Regions from separate parts of the Homo sapiens genome. Here all the other regions are linked to region 1. Evidence: chromatin contacts called from ENCODE Hi-C or POLR2A ChIA-PET data. All regions are on one chromosome and are shown on one strand. Each heading gives the region's core, a stretch centred on a gene start or an enhancer-like site at or near the end of the contact. The rest is flanking DNA. Distances are from core to core; before and after follow the strand shown.

Region 1 (4,051 bases), core at 708-3,207:
GAAGGAGATGGAAACCATATGTTTAAAAAGTTTTTAAAAATGTATAGATGCTCCTGAATATTTGTAAATAACTGCAGTGAAAAATGTTTACATTAGAACTCACCTGCCCTTGCACTGATTAGAAAGATCCTCTACAGAGCAGAGGAGATCATTTCCAACCACCCAGACCACTACAATCACAGGAAGAAGCCAACAGCAGCATCTTCAGCCCCAGAGACTAAAGGTGAAAGGGGCACCTCGCAGTGGTGGAAGCACCCGTGTGTTCCCTCAACATGCCTGGGGAGGTGGAGAGGAAGGGGAAGCAGCTCTGCCTTCCCTCCAATCTAACTACACAACCCCTGCTGCCGTAACTTATTTTTAGACATTTAATCTAAAATTCCCAGAAAGGAAGCGGATCTACAACCTCTGAGTGATCCTCAGAGTTCTGATTTCCAACCTGGCTTGGGCATTTTGTTTGTTTTCTGACTTCAGGTGCCTACTTAAAGTACATCTCCCATCTTCCAGAGGCATCCACAGCCTAAGCCAATAAAAAGAGCTGGGAGCTTTGGAGCTTTAAGTGATGAAAAATCCAGCACCCACAGGTCAAAAGTAATGACCTTGGGGAAGTTACTCATCCTTCTAAAGAATCAATTTGTGGTCAACAAGATGAGATAATAATACTAGACAGCTGTTCGAGATTTCAACACAAAAATTGCACAGTATCGTCTCTTAGTAGACGTCAGTCAGTACTATGCACTTGCTGTGGGCACACTGCGCAAAGCTGCGGGATCCGTCCATGTTTCCACTGCCCATCACTCCGACGTTGGGGACTTATGTTACCGACTGTGCACTCCACCTCGGGGAGATGCCTTTTACCTGCTTCTTGTTCCCTACAGCTTCAAATGTCTGCAGAGCCCAAGAGGTAAATTCTTATTAAGTGCAAGAGACTAAGTTATCCTGGGTTCTCCTTCCCTCTGTTTTGTTTATCCGTAAATTGTTAAATAAAACTCCGCTTTGGGAAGAAATGCGTCGAGTCTTTACATGCGCAAAGCAGGTGTCTGCACATCTCTGGGGATCAGGGGTGGGGAAGGAACCCTGACTAAAGTCTCCAGGTTGGGAATGGCACAAATGGAGGGAAAGGACATGGAAGAGCGGATGAAAGGGATGCCTCTGCGAGACGGTGCAAGGCGGTCCTCGCCGGTGACCCTGTCCTCTGCACTCGGGGAGGAAAGGACGCTAGAGGGGAGGAGCCGCGAGGGCAGGAGTACCTGAACGCTCTGGCCGCGGTCTGGTTCCTCCTCCACGCCGTGCCCTGTTGCAGCACCCCCTGCACGATCTCTTTCTCGTTGGGCAGCCGGTAGACGGGGAAGATGTAGAGCCAACAGAGGACCACGACACAGAGGGCACTGGCTCCCATGGGCAGCCGGGTCCGCGGGAACTTCCACGCCAGTACAGCCATGGCCCCTCTGGACGTTTGTCGCCGGGCCCGCCCGCAGGGGCTCATCGCAGCCCCGGCGTCCCAGGGGCGGGGGCCGGGGCCTCAGCACAAAGCTAGGCGAAGTGGCAGCGGAGGGTCCCCCACCGCCAGCCCCCCATGCACACACACCTTTGGTTCTCTTACTTGCAAACGCACGCACGCTTCTTCGGCCCCGTCGGCCCCAAAGGTCAGCGCAAGGATTTTTTCAAATGCAACTTTTCCAAGGATTTCTTTCTAGGGGAAGTGGCTGGGGGTGAAGTCACGATCTATGGCCATGGTCGCTTCCCCTGCAGAAGGCGGGCGCTGGGGTCTCCGAGTGCGCAGAGAGCGGCGGCGGCGAGTCGCTCCCGCCGGTTCTGCAGCATCACGGTCGCCCTCGGCGAGGGTCCGGGAGAAGGCTCGGCTCCCTCCTAAACATGTGGCCCGTGGCGTCCCCTTGTCCCCTCCGAGCGATGCTCCTGCGCCCTTCGCCGCCTCCCGCGCTGCTGCGCCGCCAGGCAACCCCCCCCCCCCCACCCCGCCCCGAGACGCGCTCTCTGCGCCGCACCAAGTCCTTGGAAATTTCCACGGCGGCCCGGGACCGCTATCCTGCCCCGGGCTCCTCCGCCTCGCCCGCCGGGACCCTCGCTCCCCACCCCTCCCGGAGAAGAAAAGAACTCGCTCTCATCAGTTAATTCAGCGGCGCGCCGCAGCCTTCCGCTGCGCCCCGGACTTCGCAGACAAACGCCCGGGGATTGGTGGAAATCAAGGTCTCCCCCTCCCTCCCCCACCCGCAAAATTGCCTCCTTCGACCCGATCCGAGCCGCGACACTCGCCCAGAGCGCGCACCCCTCACTCGTGCCCTTGTTCTTTGGAGATAACGGCAGACAATAAAAACCAACAGCCCCCCGCCAATAGAAATATATCAGTCCCTGAGTGTGGCGGAGACTGGCTAATATCCTGATCCTTCGACAAGCGGCCGGTGTGCCCAGGCTGTCACCCTGCTGCCGTCACCCTAGTCTTTCTCTAGCTGGTTGGATATTAACCCGCAGCCAGGCGCGAGGAGGCTGGCGGAGATTTATTCCTTCCTGGGCCCCCACCCCCATTAGCCGGTCCCGGAGCCGCGGCCCGTGTGTGTGCGCGCGCGCCCGCACACACACACACACACACACACACACACACACACACACACACGTTCACGGGCGCAAGCGAGCGCGCGCACGAGGAGGTGCGTGCACTCCGGGGTCCTCCGCCTCGCCTCCTCCCTGAAAGGAAGTGCTGCATCCAGATGTGCAGGCAGCTGGTGCCCAAACACTAGACCTCAAGATGTCACATTGCCTTGGAGGCGCGCGGCCTTTTAGATTAAAGGACCGTTGGTTCTTAGACGTCCTTCTTGCCCTTCTTGCTTGTGATAAGCGATAAGCTTATCGCAACCCCGACCTTGGAAAAGCACCACCCGCCTTGACCCACCGAGCCGAGAGAGTCGCTGTTAGCCATTTCTGCTCGCCCCGGCGGCCGACGCATAGCTCGGGTACCTCCTAGCGGTCGCCTATTCTATTTGCTTAAGCATCTCGTCAAGCATAAAGTGTGCAAGGACAAAGAAGAAACCTGGTCAGCTTAGTCATCACGAAAACAAAATCTAAGGCTATAACTCCATTTGTTCAGCCGACCAGGCTGCGGTGTCTGGTACCTTTGTCTAGCATCCGTCTCCACTGAGAGGTGGAACTTGAGAAGTTGATGCAAAGTTATTTACCAAAAGCGAAGTAGCATCCCAGATGACCACTTTAGTGTCATTTTCTCAACAATACTGTGCTCTTAGTTGAGTGACCTACTGCCCTCCACCGGCAGGCATGCCCCAGAAATCTCTGTCCTACTTAGGTAAATCAGTAGAGACAGGGGAAACCTTGAAATCCCAGTCACATCTTACCACAGTGGAGGCTGATACAGATTCTTTAAAATGAAGATCATCTTAAGTCCTGCAAAGTAACCAGCCAACTCTCTTCTATCCTGGAAAAGGGGAAGGGAAGGGGGAGCTTTTCCTACTTGCCTGGGCTTTGGATAAATCATCTGCCATCTTTGATCTTATAATTTAAGTAAAACACAAACCATTCCCATTTTTCTTCCTCAAGTTCAAGGACTATTTGTAGAGTAAATAACAAAGAAATAAACTGACAAACAAAACTAGGGCATATTACAGTTATGAAGGGGCTATGTAAATGTTTCCCTATATAATATCATAAGAATGCATTAAAGTCATGCTTTACATCAAAAGATCTGTGTGACACAATGTGCTGTTTTTCTTTCTTCTGCAAACTAAGAATTCTCTTACCTTGGTGGGCTTCTGCCCACCCAACAATCCAAACTTATTCCCTGCTTTTTCTTAACATGAGCACCAAATCTAATCAGGTCATCGCTCTCACCCTTCCAAGTCACACTACATTGGTCCGTTCTCACATTACTATAAAGAATACCACTGAGACTGGGTAATTTGTAAAGGAAAGAGGTTTAATTGACTCACAGTTCCACATGGCTGAGGAGGCCTCAGGAAACTTACAATCCTGGTGGAAGGCAAAGTGGCATGTCTTACTTGGTGGCAGGCAAGAGGGAGAATGTGTG
Region 2 (4,253 bases), core at 953-3,452, 81 kb after region 1:
CCTGCTTTCTAATTGGAGCCTCTCACCTTGGCAAAGAGTCCAGAGGTTATCCTTTCCCCACATCCTGGGAACTGGGCCATATTGAGGCTAAGAATACCTTTCTTCCTATGTGTAAAGCCTCTCATTGTTTGTATCTCTCTCTAATGGCCGTGTTCTGTGCACTGTATACTAACCAGCTGCAGCCAGGGAGAGAGAAAGGGGTCAGCTAAGGGTGGCAAGAATCCTCACTCTTCAATCGTCACCTCATCAATTGTCTAATAGAACAGCTGGGTGGTATTCTTATTTGTTTGACCTGGAAATTTAAATCCTTGAAGACCAGATTGGACAGAATACTTTTAATAGTTCACTAAAATTATACATCCTTACATTTATGAACTCCAGCCATTTACGAAGCACGTTCTTTTTTTTTTTTTTTTTTTTTTTTTTAGCAAAAAGGGCTCTTAGAGGACTTCTAGGCCAACCTCTTAATTTTCTGAATGGGAAAAATATAGCTTAAGGAATAAACTGGCTTGCCCAAGGACACATAGATTTGACAAAAGTCATATATTCAAGTATTTGAAAATTATTTATTTATTGAGTACCTGTTTTAGTCCATTCTCACATTGCTGTAAAGAACTACCTGAGTCCAGGTGCAGTGGCTCACACCTGTAATCCCAGGACTTTGGGAGGCTAAGGAGGGTGGATTACCTGAGGTCAGGAGTTCGAGACCAGCCTGGCCAACATAGTGAAACCCCGTATCTACTAAAAATACAAAATTAGCCAGGCATGGTGGCAGGTGCCTGTAATCCCAGCTACGCAGGAGGCTGAGGCAGGAGAATAGCTTGAACCAGCAAGGCAGAGGTTGCAGTGAGCCGAGATCACACCACTGCACTCCAGCCTGGGTGACAAGGTAAAACTCCGTCTCAAAAAAAAAAAAAAAAAAAAAAAAGAAGTACCTGAAACTACCTGAGACTGGGTAATTTATAAAGAAAAGAGGTTTAATTGGTTCAGGGTTCCACAGGCTGTACAGAAAGCATGGCTGGGGGAGGCCTCAGGAAACTTACAATCATGACAGAAGGCAAAGGGGAAGCTGGCACATCCTACATGGGTAGAACAGGAGGAAGAGAGGGAAGGGGGAGGTGCTACCCACTTTCAAACAACCAGGTCTCCTGAGAACTTACTCACTATCATGAGAATAGCAAGGGGAAAGTCTACCTCCATGATTCAGTCACCTCCCACTAGGCCCCTCGTTGAACACGTGGGGATTACAACTGGACATGAGGTTTGAGTGGGGACACAGAGCTAAACCATATCAGTACCTATAACCCTTATTTTTTGAATTTTAAGATGTTCAGTTTTTCACATTTCCACATCTCAAATTAGGGTGAGTCTTACAGTTGCTGTCTGCCAGGCACTGATGGCCCATAAGCATCAAAACTTAAAAGAATGAATGTCACCATCTGGGAAGAAAATCTCAAAGACAATAATGGAGTAATATTTTCAGAAATTCAGCTTCACCAATACTCTTGATGCCACAAACAATTATATCATGTTGAAAATACCATATATTGGCAACTTTTCTTTGAAAATGCTGAAGAGGCTGGGCATAGTGTCTCACGCCTATAATCCCAGCACTTTGGTAAGCCGAGGTGAGCAGATCGCTTGAGCATAAGAGTTCAAGAACAGCCTGGGCAACATGGCCAAACCTCATCTCTAGAAAAATACAAAATTTAGCTGGGCGCAGGTGTTGTAGTATGCACCTGTAGTCCCAGCTACTCAGGAGGCTAAGGAGGAAGGATTGCTTGAGCCCAGGATAACAAGGCTGCAATGAGCTGTGATTGCAGTCTTACATCCCCAACATAATGATGCATCTCACCATTGATGTCACCTTAGATTCAATGAGACATGGTATATTCCTATGTAAAGTCCCTAAAGTTTAGATTCTAGGAAGATAATCAAAAGAAACAAACAAGAAAAATACCCAGTAATGAGCAATAAGGGCTATGTAGAGAATTAAAATCAGGGGATGTGAAAGAGAGTGACTGGGTGGCTACTTGCATTGTCAAGGTTCTCATCTTCTGGAAAAGGTGACTTTAAACTGAAGAAGTCATAATACCAGATGAGTGGAAGAGCCAGAACTACAAGAGTCTCCTGAATACCAGAATTCTTGCCAAGAAAACTTGGCGCCTGAGAGTACAATCATTGTGCCAAAGCCTATTTACAGTTTCTTATCTCACTCGTGGTATAATTCCCATTCCAAAATGAATGTGGGCTTTGAAGGAAACTACTCTTTCATCTGGTCATCTGAAGTGGAAATGTAACTGTCGTACATGGGTAGTATTTTAGGCAACAAAACACATCCAACTTCTGATCTGATAAATGACACAGGGAGAATGAATCAAAAATTCTTGTGAAATGCAAACAAAAAAACCCATAAATGCTTAATGTCAACTTTCTTACTCTTCAAAACTTTTGCCAAAGTTTTAGATGATTAGACAAAGCCAACACTGGAATTGAAGAATGTATCAACTTGGGGTTGGGCCAAGGGATAATTGACTCATTGGAATTCTTTTTCTGGTTGATTGCTGTTTAAATAGCAGGTATTTAAAACTAGAAAGTTTATGAAGGGATTAGTTAAAAGATTCTTGGCCAGTGACCCTAGTTTCAAAATATCAGGTTGTAATTCTAAAAAAGAAGCCTCCAGAAGGAATAATATTTAAAAGAGAAATGATATAATTTTAAAAGATTCTAAAACATTGGGAGCAAAGGATAATAAAATATCAAAACACCCTCCCCAACACATACACAGAAACAATGTAATGCAAACTCAAATAGGATGATCTTAAAATGGTAACAGCCCATTAGAGACAAACATTAAGAGAATTAACTGGTTTTTAGCTTAAACAGCTTTATGCTTAAAGTCTACCTTGAACCCTAAATAATAGCATTTCGATTTTTTAAAAAAAGAAAACTTTTATTTACATTATCACATGTTATAAATATTTACTGCACTCTTGTTACATACCAATCTCTGTGCTGGTAGTGGTCGAATTCTTCTTAATACACCAAGATCAACTGAGGCAATATGTAAAACCAACGGTGAACAGGTTATTAACTGTTGAATAACTAAAATCTGAAGGTAAAGTGGTGCCTGTGTCCATTGCAGTGTGTCTCTAATCAAGGAAAATGGTCTGTACTTGGAACCCATTAAGTGGAGATCCTTTATTTGTGCCTCTGGAACATGGTAAGAATAAATATGAAAGGCTTTTCTGAAAAATGCCCAAGGGGACAAACAGCAATCAATCTACTGAGCCCAGTCTCTCCTAATCTTCTTCCACTCATACAAATTGAGGTTTCAGCTGTTATTTCTCTCTCATTCTAACCACTTCAGTAAATGAGGTATTTGTGCCAATGTGTGGAGTAAAACCTCACAGACCACTAAGTATTTCTGATTCTATGCTGGAAGTAATAATGACTGAGTACTTTATTTCAAAGTGGAGAATTAGACACTGACCAATTTAAATTCTGAGGAAGTCCATCCAACATAACTGAGTATGAAGAGGTAAAAGTAGAAATATTTTTTTCCTCAATTTCAGACAGTGATAAGGAGATAGGAATGACATCTGTAAATAGACCAGTTCCTCTAAATAAGCCTAGAAAATGATCACCTAAGGCAGACAAGAATAACTAAATGAGGCTACTCTACTGTTAAAACATATGTGTGTGTGTGCTTATTTCTCATAGAATATGGAATAGTTACCTGCAGCCTTATACCAAAAAGAATTTATCCTGTTCCCTCAACCTGATTTCTAGCAGTTTCTTTGAAAATCTTATCCATGAGAATAAAATATTGCTTGTGACTGACTGCAATACAAAAGGAGGAGAAAAACTTTTCTAATCATTATAGACGCGGGGTCATTACTCATTCTGAACTTCACATGTCATCTTCTCTAGGGACTTCATCAATTCCCTTGAACAATCTCAAATAATTTCCTGTCAAGAAAACGTCACTACTGGAAATATCAAGTTTTCCAATTAACCATTTATACTTGAATCTATTTCAAAAGCCATCACAATAAAAGCACTGTATTGATACTGCAGGCAAGTCTTCAGATATACCATATCTTTTTTTACTGTGACAGTTCACTTTTTTTGTATACTTTTTTGAATTTATATAATTAAATTCCCCAGATAAGAGTTGATGAAACATAATAAAATGATTCCAGTGTTTAGCAAGGAGAAATATATAGACAACCTTATCAAATATTCTGAAT
Region 3 (3,933 bases), core at 792-3,291, 100 kb after region 1:
AAAGGAGCAGACTTGCAGATCAGCGGAACACATGACAGACTCCAGAAATAAATTCATATATATGTGACCAAACAATTTTCAACAAAGATGTCAAATCAATTCAATGAAGAAAAGCTAGTCATTTCAACAAATAGTGCTGGAGCAGTTGAACATTATATGCAAAAACAAACAAACCAACCTTGACCAAACCTGACACCATATAAAAGTGTAATTTGAAATGATCACACACCTAAATGTAGAGCCAAAAACTCTGAAACTTCCAGATAATCTTTGTGATCTGCATTAGGCAAACATTTCTTAGGTGGAACACAAAAAGCATGAACCACAAAATTAAAAAATGATAAATTGGACTTCATCACTTCATCAAAATTAAAAACTTCTGTTCCTTAAAAGATAATGTTAAAAGAATGCAAAGACAAGTCACAGATTGAAAGAAAATGTCCACAAAACACATATGTTATTTAAATAAGAAACCGCTGATACACAGAATATATGAGGAACTCAATCAAAAATCAATTTAAAATACAAAAATGATCAAAAGACTTGAACAGACATATCACCAAGGAAGAAATGTAGATAGCAAACGAGCATGTGAAAAATTACTCATAATATTATTAGTCATTAGGAAAATGTAAATTTAAATCACAGTGAGATACACCTACTAGAGTAGCTAAAACCAAACTGAGAATACCAAGCACTGGTGAGGATGCAACGCAAAAAGAACCCTCATACATTGTGAGTGGGAATGCAAAATGGTACAGCTACTTTGGAAAGCAGTTTGGCAATTTCATATCATTAAACATATACTTATCATTTGACACATATGATAAGCAATCCTTCCCTTAGGTATTGATCCAAAAGAAATGGAAACTTATGCTCACAAGAAGACCTGTACATGAAAGTTTGTAGGGTTTTATTAATAATCTCCAAATACTAGAAACAACCCAGTGGACACCAGTTGGTGAATGGATAAACATATTGTGTTGCATCCATATGATAGAACACTACTCAGAAATAAAGGGGGGAATGAAGTGTTAATACATGGAACAATACAGACGAATCTCAAATATATCATGCTAAGTGAGAGAAGCTGGACTCAAAAGGAAACATTCTGAATTATTCCATTTATATAACATTCTTGCAAAGGTAAACTTGGGAACAAAAAACAGATCAGCAGTTTCAGGGTTTGGGTGCTGGTAGAGGGGATTCATTACATAGGGGCAGGAAGAAACTTTTTCGGGTGATGGAAATGTTCTAGATCTTGTTTACAATGATGGTTACACAACTACAAGTGCTTTTCAAAATTTATGGAATTCCACACACAAAACAGGTAAAATTTTTCGCATATAACTAGACCTCAATATACTCCAATAAATTTTGACTTTGTGGCAAGGAAGAATTTGTTAAAACAGAAGCCAACAGTCATACAAAGTTAAATACTTAAAAGATTAATAAATTTTAGCCTGTAGGGATCATGGCAGATGGGAGGCTGGACTAGATTGCAGCTCCGGAGAGAGCAACATACAGATGCTTGCACTGTGAATTTTAGCTCCAGATTGGCTGTAAGAACAAACCAGCAATCCTGAGAGGAGCCACAGACCCTCTGAAGGAAGCGAACGGCTCCTGCGGGACCTGGGAGACACCCTAAATACTGTGAGTGCCCCAACTGTGGAAGTTGGAAAGGGAGACCCTCCTCTTCTGAACACACACCCCCACTGGAGAAGCTGAAGGTCTGTTTGTGGGAGAAGTTTCCAACTTTACCTGGAGCTGAGTCAAGTTAGAGAGCCGAGCCAAACAAAATACAGGGGTAGAGAAAGCAGCAGAAAGGCCCTGGGGGCTCAGTGGGTCCCCAAGCTGCCCATTCCTGCCTGGCACCGCAGGGATCCATCAGGAGGGTGGCCAGAAGAGCAGAGGGTAAAACTCCACAGGGAGAAGGAATTCCCTGGCTGAACTTTGTAACAATTTGAACGAGGTGAGAAACCTCCTAGTCAGAACTTGGGGGAGGGTACAAATCTGGCTTGCAGACTTCACAGGCAGGGGAAGAACTAAAGCTCTTTTCTTTCGCGGCTAGGAGACAGAAAGCCTCGGGCAAGTTTTCAAGCCTGTCTCGCCCTGCACCTGGAAACAGACTCGGACTGTTGTGGTAGGCACGGTGGGAGTGAGACTGGCCCTTTGGTTTGTGTGAGAGCTGGGTGAGGTCTGTGACTGCCGGCTTTCTCCCACTTCCCTGACAACCTGCATGACTCAACAGAAGCAGCCATAATCCTCCTAGGTACACAACTCCAGTGATCTGGGAATCTCACCCCATGCCCCACAGCAGCCACAGCAAGACCCGTCCAAGGAGAGTCTGAGCCCAGACACACCTAGCCCCACCCCCACCTGCTGGTCCTTCCCTACCCACCCTGGTAGTGGAAGACAAAGGGCATATAATTTTGGGAGTTCTTGGGCCCCACCCATCACTGGCCCCTCTCCACACTACTACAGTTGATGCTTTCTGGAAAGTGCCACCTCCTGGCAGGAGGCCAACCAGCACAAAAATAGAGCATTAAACCACCAAAGCTAAGGGCCCCCACAAAGTACATTGCACCCTCTGCCACCTCCACTGGAACAGGCACTGGTATCCATGGCTGAGAAACTCATAGATGGTTCGCATCACAGGACTCTGTGCAGACAACCCCTAGTACCAGCCCAGAGCTGGGTAGACTCTCTGAATGCCTAGACCCAGAAGAGAGACAACGATCACTGCAGTTCAGCTCACAGGGAGCCACAACCACAGGAAAAGTGGGAGAGTACTACACCAACAGAACACTCCATGGGACAAAAAAATCCAAACAACATCTTTCAGCCCTAGACTCTGACAGAACCTACTCAAATGAGAAGGAGCCAGAAAACCAACCCTGGTAATATGACAAAACAAGGCTCATCAATACCCCCTCAAAAATCACACTAGTTCACCAGCAATAGATCCAAACCAAGACGAAATCTCTTATTTATCTTGAAAAGAATTCAGGAGGTTAGTTATTGAGCTAATCAGGGAGGGGCCAGAGAAAGGCAAAGGCCAATGCAACGAAATCCAAAAAATGATACAAGAAGAGAAGGGAGAAATATCCAAGGAAATAGATAACTTAAACAAAAAATCAAAAATTCAGGAAACTTTGGATACACTTCAGGAATGCAAAATGCTCTGGAAAGTCTCAGCAATAGAACTGAACAAGTGGAAGAAAAAAATTCAGAGCTCGAAGACAAGGTCTTCAAATTAACCCACTTCTACAAAGACAAAGAAAAAAGAATTAGAAAATATGAACAAAGCCTCCAAGAAATCTGGGATTGTGTTAAATGACAAAACCTAAGAATAATCGGTGTTCCTGAGGAAGAAGACAATTCTAGAAGCTTGGAAAACAATATTTGGGGGAATAATCAAGGAAAACTTCCCCAGCCTTGCTAGAGACCTAGACATGCAAATACAAGAAGCACAAAGAACACCTGGGAAATTCACCGCAAAAAGATCTTCACCCAGGCACATTGTCCTCAGGTTATACAAAGTTAAGATGAAGGAAAGAATCTTAAGAGCTGTGAGACAGAAGCACCAGGTAACCTATGAAGGAAAACCCATCAGATTAACAGCAGATTTCTCAGCAGAAACCCTACAAGCTAGAAGGAATTGAGGCCCTATCTTCAGCCTACTCAAACGAAACAATTATCAGCCAAAAACTTTGTATCCAGTGAAACTAAGCATGATATGAAGGAAAGATACAGTCATTTTCAGATAAACAAATGCTGAGAGAATTTGCCATTACCAAGCAACCACTGTAAGAATTGCTAAAAGGAGCTCTAAATCCTGAAACAAATCCTAGAAACACATCAAAACAGGACCTCTTTAAAGCATAAGTCACACAGGACCTATAAAACAAAAATATAAGTTAAAAAAGCAAA

The links. Hi-C counts contacts between places; a loop is a spot of excess contacts on that map. ChIA-PET counts read pairs that join two places held with the same protein, here RNA polymerase II (POLR2A). Pooled maps may share reads with other maps.
Region 2: a loop to region 1 is called in a pooled map of heart left ventricle, with 2.2 times the contacts of the local background. The contact joins the enhancer-like site here to the promoter of ST8SIA1 in region 1. A Hi-C loop is called at or near these places in 3 of 168 maps with a recorded cell type or tissue (CD4-positive, alpha-beta memory T cell and CD8-positive, alpha-beta T cell), 11 of 37 single-sample maps with no recorded cell type and 14 of 50 pooled maps. POLR2A ChIA-PET finds 5 or more read pairs at or near these places in 11 of 52 experiments (A673, CD4-positive, alpha-beta T cell, CD4-positive, alpha-beta memory T cell and 7 more).
Region 3: a map of Jurkat shows a loop between it and region 1 (3-fold over the local background). The contact joins the enhancer-like site here to the promoter of ST8SIA1 in region 1. A Hi-C loop is called at or near these places in 52 of 168 maps with a recorded cell type or tissue (CD4-positive, alpha-beta T cell, CD4-positive, alpha-beta memory T cell, CD8-positive, alpha-beta T cell and 33 more), 26 of 37 single-sample maps with no recorded cell type and 43 of 50 pooled maps. POLR2A ChIA-PET finds 5 or more read pairs at or near these places in 7 of 52 experiments (CD4-positive, alpha-beta T cell, CD4-positive, alpha-beta memory T cell, CD8-positive, alpha-beta memory T cell and 4 more).

What each region holds. Positions count from the first base shown.
Region 1 is chr12:22,332,750-22,336,800 of GRCh38, forward strand. ST8SIA1 (ST8 alpha-N-acetyl-neuraminide alpha-2,8-sialyltransferase 1) reads right to left here and starts at 1,958. Exons shown (of 5, transcript NM_003034.4): 1 at 1,248-1,958. The coding sequence starts at 1,483. LOC105369151 (a long non-coding RNA gene) reads right to left here and starts at 1,241. Exons shown (of 2, transcript XR_931426.3): 1 at 104-1,241.
Region 2 is chr12:22,413,694-22,417,946 of GRCh38, forward strand. No RefSeq gene overlaps it. Among named protein-coding and RNA genes, the nearest start is that of ST8SIA1, 81 kb to the left of the region's middle. Within about 2 kb of position 2,203, at least 4 of the 41 ENCODE cell types and tissues checked have a DNase peak (open chromatin) inside an H3K27ac peak, as active enhancers do.
Region 3 is chr12:22,435,115-22,439,047 of GRCh38, forward strand. No RefSeq gene overlaps it. Among named protein-coding and RNA genes, the nearest start is that of ST8SIA1, 100 kb to the left of the region's middle. RefSeq lists enhancers at 1,549-2,156, 2,157-2,764. Within about 2 kb of position 2,042, at least 4 of the 41 ENCODE cell types and tissues checked have a DNase peak (open chromatin) inside an H3K27ac peak, as active enhancers do; they include PC-3, PC-9 and mammary epithelial cell, where a contact is called at or near this core.